Linked DNA regions of Homo sapiens: region 2 is linked to region 1. Evidence: read pairs that join two places in POLR2A ChIA-PET (ENCODE). Cell type or tissue: IMR-90. All regions are shown on one strand.

Region 1 (4,000 bases):
TCCAGCTGATTGCTCTACTGTTTTCAACAATGCCTTGGGGCATACATTACTTCAAAATTTGATGCAATTAAATTTGGGCTTCTTCTCAGGAATAGTCTTTGAGGCCAGACTTTGAGATTTGTTCTGGTCCCAAGAGGGTTCTTCCTAGCTAACTCTTGTGCTGACCGACTTTGGTAAACTTCTAGTTAGCCTATGGTTTATCCTCTTGTTCTCATAGAATTACCAGCCTCCTATTAATTGCTTACCACCAAAATCTCTATTGTTTCAGGCATTCATCTCTGGTGTTTGTGGCTAACCTCTCCCAGTGTGGAACCTCTATCTCATGAGAAAGCTGGGATGAGGGCAATTATGGCCCGGGGTAGGTATTATTTCTGCCTTACAAGTCAGGGCTGGATGGAGGAGGATATCCCTAGACCTCTTAGCCAGTCTTGCCTAGAATAGAGCTTCTGCAACATGACATTCTGGGGGCTGGGTATAAGAAATGCTGGCAGTTTTTCCATCTCAGGGAGATACTGTAGCCTTCATTTGAGAGCTAGGGAAAGTGTTCTTGGATTTAACTGTCTAGAATGGGGTTTCTGTCACGTTGATCTGGGGACTAGGAGAAAGAGTGAGTTATGGCTCAAATGCCACAGACTCTTACTGTGTTTACTAGCATTTAGTAGATTCTTCTTAAATAAAATTTATTTATTTACTGTATGCCTTTAGAACAATTTTCAGGGACTTAAATTATTTTAGTTTTATAAATAATTTTTAGCAATCACAATTTTTTACTAGGAAGAGGTTCTGTGGGGTTTCTCATGCTGCCATTATGGAAGTCATTCCCCTGCATCATTCTTTAATGCAAAAAATAAAAAGGAAGGAGAGATATAACAAACCTGACGTCCACTGATACGGGAATGAGCAAATAAATTGTGGCATAGTAATAGAATACTATCCATCTATTAAATTAAGTGAATTAGAGCCACATATATCAGTCAGGATAAATCTCAAACACATAATACTGAGTTGTAGAATAATTCGTGTAAAAATATCATATATAAATATTAGAAATATTGTATGGATGCATAACAGCTGTAGTAAAACAGGAAAATGTGGACTAGAAGGATAAAAGCTAAGCTCTGACTAGTATTTCTCTCTGGACCTTAGAAAGAGAACAAGAGACTTCAACTCTCATTTCATTTCTTGCTCACACCTGTAATCCTAGCACTTTAGGTGGCTGAGGTGGGCAGATCACCTATGGTCAGGAGATTGAGACCAGCCTGACCAACACGGCGAAACCCCATCTGTACCAAAAATACAAAAATTAGCCGGGCATGGTGGCATGTGCCTGTAGTCCCAGCTACATGGGAGGCTGAAGCAGAAGAATCGCTTGAACCCGGGAGGTGGAGGTTGCAGTGAGCTGAACTCCAGCCTGGGCGACAGAGCAAGACTCTGTCTCAAAAATAAAGAAATAAAATAAAATATTGTAAGCAGAATATGTGACTCTATGTTGAGTACATGAGTGTGTACTATACTATTCCTGAGCTATGTTTCATGTTTTCAGTCTCACCATTTGTGAAACCCAAGCAGGCACTCACCAGATGGTATGAAAGGCTGGAACCTGGAGGTCCCACAGTCTTGGGGCTTTGGAGAGGAGCCTAATAGAGCAAACCAGCAAGGATCGGAACTAAGACATTCCTTCAACAAATGTTAATTAAGCACTTATTATGGCTGCTGCTCAGTGCTAGCAGCTTTGGTGTAGTGCCTTTTAATCTTCCAGACACTTTCAAATACAGGACCTCGTTTAGATGTGTTTCAGAAGGGTGGATTTATTTGTTCACCACATACTTAGTACTTAACTTTTCTGTTTCCTCAACAGCAAGATGAGACTACCGAGAGCTTCTCCTTCATAATTTTGTCAAAATGAAATAATAATCTATGTAAAGAGGCGGATGTGCTGCCTGGCATATAGTAAGAGCCCAAGAAATGTTAGGTACTGCTGTTGTTATCGCTGTTTACCAGGCACAGTTCCAATCATAGGAGAGACGGTGATTGAACCGAACAGAGGCTCAAATGTCTGTGGCGCTCTCAGTAAACCCATGAGCTTTCTAAATAGAAAAGAAACTGCTCCTAGCCTGGCCTTTTCTGAGACCGGTGCGTGTCCTCCCGGGAATCCAGCGCCTGGCATCTTCGCAGGGTGCTGCGAAGGGGCGGGCTGGGAGGCGGGGCACGGCTGGGAGCGAGGCGGGGCGGGGACCGTCGCCTGCTGGGACCGCCGCCTGCTTGGACCGCAGAAGAGCAGGAGGACGTCTGAGCCATGCTCGCGGCGATGGGCTCTCTGGCGGCTGCCCTCTGGGCAGTGGTCCATCCTCGGACTCTCCTACTGGGCACTGTCGCCTTTCTGCTCGCTGCTGACTTTCTCAAAAGACGGCGCCCAAAGAACTACCCGCCGGGGCCCTGGCGCCTGCCCTTCCTTGGCAACTTCTTCCTTGTGGACTTCGAGCAGTCGCACCTGGAGGTTCAGCTGGTAGGAGTGGGAGAAGGTGCCTAGCGTGTCCTGACCCTAACTCTGTTCTGCAGCACAAGGGACGTTCCGGCAACGTGGGTGGGGTGGGGGATGAAGGGCAGGAAGAGGTGTGGCTAACGCTGGTAACCTGGTAAAACCCACTTTGAGTTTCATTTCCTAACCCATTAACTGGCATGATTCCACCTGCACTTTCTAGGGATGGAATATTATTAAATGTTTACTATTTGCATGTTGTCATGTTAAACATTACTGGAACACCTTACTTGTAATGTGATTACCTTGCCCTCTTTTATATGATTGTCCTTAAAAATGCTATACTTTCTTTCTGAGAAACTTCATTTCCCATACATAAAATGGTGATAATACTACCTCAATCTTGATCATTTCTCAACTGAGTTATTCCCACTACACTAACTGAGCCCTCCAGCTTCAACCTCCTTCCCTTGCAGTGCACTCTCACTAAGTAATAATTTTAAAATGTTCTTCCTCTGCTTAAATTTTTGCCAAACGGTGTTCAGACTCCTGACTGAACCACCTGGGACCCTTCTTGATGCAGCTTCTTTCCGTCTCTATACAATAATCTCCTATCAGGGCTCCCCGACTCTGGTGACCAAGTTCTTTCAAGTTCTCTCAGACATCAAACCCTATCTCAAGAAACCAATACTGGTTTTCCTGCCACTCAGCACAGGTAACTTGCTGAGAGACAACAGTGTGACAAGTGATTATGAAGATTAGATAAAATAGTGAATGGTCAATACTGACATATAGTTGGTACATAACAAATAGTAGTTCCCCTTTCCCTGCACATGCCTGCAGTACTTTAAACACATGGCTGTATATTGCCCTCAAATATTGATAGACAAAGTTTTATCACTTTATGGGAGAAATACCCAATTGGTAATACTAAGTGACAGAATTAGCCACAGAATGTTAAAACTAAGCCCCCAAACCTGTGTCCTTATTTAATTAATATGTTGTTTAATTTCCAAGTATGTGGAGATTTTCTTGTTATCATTTCTGTTAATTATTTCCAGTTTGACTCCATTGTGGTCAAACATCATACTATGTACAATTTCAGTTCTTTTAAATATGTTAAGGTTGATTAAATGACACAAGATATAGTCTATCTTGATAAATGTGCCATGGAGGCTGGAAAAAATATGTATTTGACTATTGTTGGGTGGAATAATTGATATAAATTATTGTTGGGTGAAGTAATTGATATCAATATCAATTTGATTTTACTGGGTAATGATATTGTTTGGTTTGCCTATATCCTTGTTGACTTGTTATCTACTTATTCTATCAATTACTGAAAGAAGAATGTTGAAGTTTCAAAGGACAGTTGAGAGTATCTATTTCTCCATTCAGTTCTAGTAGTTTTTCCTTCATGTATTTAGAAACTCTGTTGTTTTGCACATACACATTTAAGATTATCATGTCTTCTTAGTGAATTGATCCTTTTATCCTGTAATGTCCCTCTTAATTCTTCAT
Region 2 (4,000 bases), 150 kb after region 1:
AGGAAAATACAATTGTGTGTATATTAAATGTAGTCATGAGCTCCTTGGCAGCTGAGGAATAGAGGGAAACACTGTTCTTAATATTTAGTAGATTCTGGAGTTCTGGGAGGCATCAGATATAGTTCCTAGAAAAGACTGAGTGAATGAACAAATAATGTAAATGACAGCAAATTTTATAATAAAAGTATACAAGTATTTTTCATATAAGTCATTTTATAGTTGTGGCCTGGTGAAATCTAAAGACCAGAAAGATAAGACTCTGGTGTGGACCAGAGTGAGGTGGCCAACTGTAAAGCTTCCTGCAGATGGGTGCCTGCAGGGAAAAGCTTATGGGTAGTGGGGTGGGGATTGAGGAGCTGAGGAAATTGAGGAGGTTTCTACTTTACATGATTCTACAACTCTATGTGAAGTAGAATGCAACTCCCTCCTCTTTTAAAAACCCTTCAGTGGCATTCCATTACACTATGACAACATCTGAACTCCTTATCATGGCCTTCAAGGTCTTATGTGATCCAGCCTTGGCCCCCTTGTGGTCACGTATCCCCTGGATCATTCCACTCTCACCACGATGGACTTCATCCAACTCTTCAAACATTTTGAGCACCTGCTATTTAGTGTTCTTTTAAATGATGGTTTTTCTACCTGTACTGCTGTCTCTCTGCCCTTTCACTTGGCTAATTCCTAGTCATTCAATAGATTTCACCTTAAGTATTTAACTGCAGAGAAGACCATCTTGACTTCTACCTAACCCCATTTGTATTAAATCATATCTATAACCCTTTTATAAAGAATCTGGTATTTTCCTTCATAGCATTTATAACAACCCATTTGTGCTTTCATTTATTCAAAGTCTTTTTATGTATATATACATGGGTTAGTATATATACATACATGTATTTTCTATCTTTTTCCACTGAGAGAAACTAGAAGCACTTCCGGCACCCAGATCTTGGTTTCTGATACCATTCTCCAATAAAAGGAACCAGTGTTCTTTGGAGAAATCACTGATTCTAGGGCAGGGGTGGGAAAATCCAAGATAAGCCTGGAGCATTTTGTAGTGACAGAATGCAAGGAAGGGCTCAACAAAATGGGGACATGTGAAAAGGGCACAGTAGTCAACCTGAAAAAGCTCCCATTGGCCAAAGCTAGGCAGTGGGAGCTCTAACTTGTTGCCCCAGTTAGGGAAACAAAATAAATGACAGTATTGGAATATAACCTAAAAAATAAAATGAATATTCATGAATGTTTACTGAGTGATAAATGATTGAATAAATAAATAAATGGAGGAGAAAGGATAAATATTTCCTGCCAAATTCCAAATGATAAACGTAGTTGCTGCCTCCTCCACGATGTAGAGCTTAACTCTGCTTCCCTTGTGAGGGCTGGATTTAGTACTCACTTCTAACTAACAGAATATGAAAAGGGAAAAATAGAAACTTAACAGCAGAGAAATCTGCCATGTATCACCTTAACTAAATTAATAAGGTTAACATCATCAATGATAGCTCATGTTTATAGCTTGTATCCTTGATGTGATGTGGTGAGAAGGGCACTTTGCCAATATGTCATTTGTCCAAAATATTCAGAACTCTAGTCTACTTATATGAACACATCAGACAAACCCAAATGCGGGGACTTTCTCCAAAATGCCTAACCAATCCTTTTTTTTTTTTTTTTTAGATGGTATTTCGCTCTTGTCACCCAGGCTGGAGTGCAATGGTGTGATCTCGGCTCACTGCAACCTCCGCCTCCTGGGTTCAAGTAATTCTCCTCCTCAGCCTCCCTAGTAGCTGGGATTACAGGTGCCCGCCACCATGCCCAGCTAATTTTTGTATTTTTAGTAGAGACAGGGTTTCAACATGTTGGCCAGGCTGGTCTCAAACTCCTGACCTCAGGTGATCCACCCACCTCAGCCTCCCAAAGTGCTGATATTACAGGCGTAAGCCACCAGGCCTGGCCCTAATCAATAATTTACAAAGGTGTCAAGGTCACAAAAAACAAAGAAAGTCTGAGAAACTAAAGAGATATGATGATTCAATGAAACATGGTGCCCTGGATTGGATCCTGGAAAAGGAAAACATTAATCAAAAAATTGGCGAAATTTGGTTAGAGTTTGTAATTTAGTTAGTAGCATCGTACCAATGAAAGTTTCTTAGTATTGATAAATACTGTATGGTTGTGTGAGTTGTTAACATTAGGGGAAGCAATGTGAAGGGTATATGGAACTCTCTATTGTTTGCAAGTCTTCTGTAAAACTAAAATTATTACAAAATGAAAATTTAAAAATGTCTTCTTCTACTAAACTTTATCTGTTGCTCACTACTGTATATTCATTTTTGGAACAGTGATGTATGGTGGGTAAAACTGTGGTTTCTCGAGGCTGGATGCATGTTTGATTTCTGGCCCTGCTATTTATGAACTATGGGAGTGGCAAGTTTCTTAAGGACTTCTTGTCTCAGTTTCCTCATCTATAGAAGGGGCATAAGGTGGTTGCGAGAATTGGAGGGCTTAATATATATAAAACACATACAACAATGCAAGGTTAGTTATTACGGGTATAATTTCCATTTAATATGTCATTGTTGAATGAGTGAATAAATGATTCAGGGCTTTTTGCTAAGTGTGAATCAGGATTGAATTCAAGTCAGAGAGAATATTTGAAGAAGAGGCAGGACATAGAGTAGTTTGTTTACAGTGGAATGGAGGCTCTGTAAGGCATAGCTGGTGGGTTGGCACAAGGATGGCAGAAGGATAAGGAAAAACTGTGGGGCATGTAAGCCAGGAGTGATACTGTTATGGAAGTGTGTATGAGGGCTTTGTGTTTGGAGCAGTGGTGAAGGTTGACAAACAAGGGCAATTGGTCTCTCCTGGGCATATTGCCTTCAAATTGGTTCTTCACTTTCTCCTGCTCTGCTCTGTATTTCAGGGGACTGACCCTTGAATTCTGCATATTTGGCCAGTGGGAGGCACTGGTGGAACACTAGAGGGAGGGAAGAGGGGAGAAGTTGGAATGTTTCTCCCCTCCCTCTCTGTCTTGGGCAGCAACTCCCCAGCAGCGCCATCTCCAGAACAGTCCTGCCAGGATGCCAGCTTCGCCCAGGGGCCCGTAACACTGCCTCTTCCTCTGTCCCTCTGGCCTAGGGTCTTAGTGGTTCCCTTCAGTTATGATTCTCTGGGTTGCCTCACTACCCCATGCTTGGCTCTCAGTTCCTCCACTTCTGTGTAATTAATTCCCAGTTTTTAAATCCCTGTTATGAATACTCAGCTGGCAGCTATTTCCTGCTTTGACTCTGACAGAAACAAAAGGCACGATGGAATTCCCTGTCTTCCAGCCTGACTTAAACTCAGGGGAAAAGATTTTTCAGTGCTACCATAGATAGAAACGCTGGCTACTTTCCTAATTGCTGGTTATAGGGTCCGTGTGCTGTGACCTGGCCTGGGCTTCAGATCATTGCAAAGCTTAGAAGGAGGAGGTGCTGATGAGAGCCCATTTAGGCGTATATCATGCACCACTGCCTTATGGAGAGTCCTGGACAGAACTGGACCTGATGGAAGGGAAAGATCTGATGGGAGGAGAAGGTCCTGGAATCTCAGTGATGCAACAGCCAGACCCAGTGTCACATCCATTGGGGGTTATGTGGGTTGAAGAGCTCCTTCTGCCTAAGTGTGCCAAGTATTGGAGTCAGGGGTATCCACATTACTCCAGCCCCTTTAAGTACACCTGGCATACTCGCTGGACTTCATACAAAAAGACACTACTATCATCAGCATTTTGTCTGGAAGATGATAGTGAGGCAGCCATATGAACTACCTCTCACTTGAGTTCTTGCTTTCTGTCTTCCTCACCTGGGCTCCATACCTTACATCCATTGCTCACCTGGCCCATTGGAAGAACAATCTGGCTTGGCCAGCTGTCTTGCCTTTGACCTCAGTATCCCTTGCAGGTATAATTCCAGCATTTATTTTTCAGCTTCTTATGCTTCCACCATAGTGAGGTAGG

Evidence for each region. Peaks named below come from ENCODE experiments on the same cell type or tissue, not always from the same donor. Only the 100,000 strongest peaks of a DNase experiment are listed, where the experiment ranks them.
Region 2: POLR2A ChIA-PET joins it to region 1 with 5 read pairs; 2 of 35 experiments call an interaction of 5 or more read pairs at or near these places.

Annotation. Positions count from the first base shown.
Region 1 is chr1:59,925,043-59,929,042 of GRCh38, reverse strand. It overlaps CYP2J2 (cytochrome P450 family 2 subfamily J member 2), which reads left to right and starts at 2,270. Exons shown (of 9, transcript NM_000775.4): 1 at 2,270-2,506. The coding sequence starts at 2,297. RefSeq lists an enhancer at 2,387-2,922. In IMR-90, no CTCF peak of the experiment used is centred here; no DNase peak of the experiment used is centred here; H3K4me3 peaks cover 694 bases; H3K27me3 peaks cover 654 bases.
Region 2 is chr1:59,776,671-59,780,670 of GRCh38, reverse strand. The region is part of intron 4 of LOC105378758 (a long non-coding RNA gene); the gene reads left to right. All of the region lies in intron 2 of LOC101926944 (a long non-coding RNA gene), which reads right to left. Among named protein-coding and RNA genes, the nearest start is that of HOOK1, 36 kb to the left of the region's middle. In IMR-90, a CTCF peak has its summit at 2,996 (motif pointing right); no DNase peak of the experiment used is centred here; H3K27ac peaks cover 881 bases.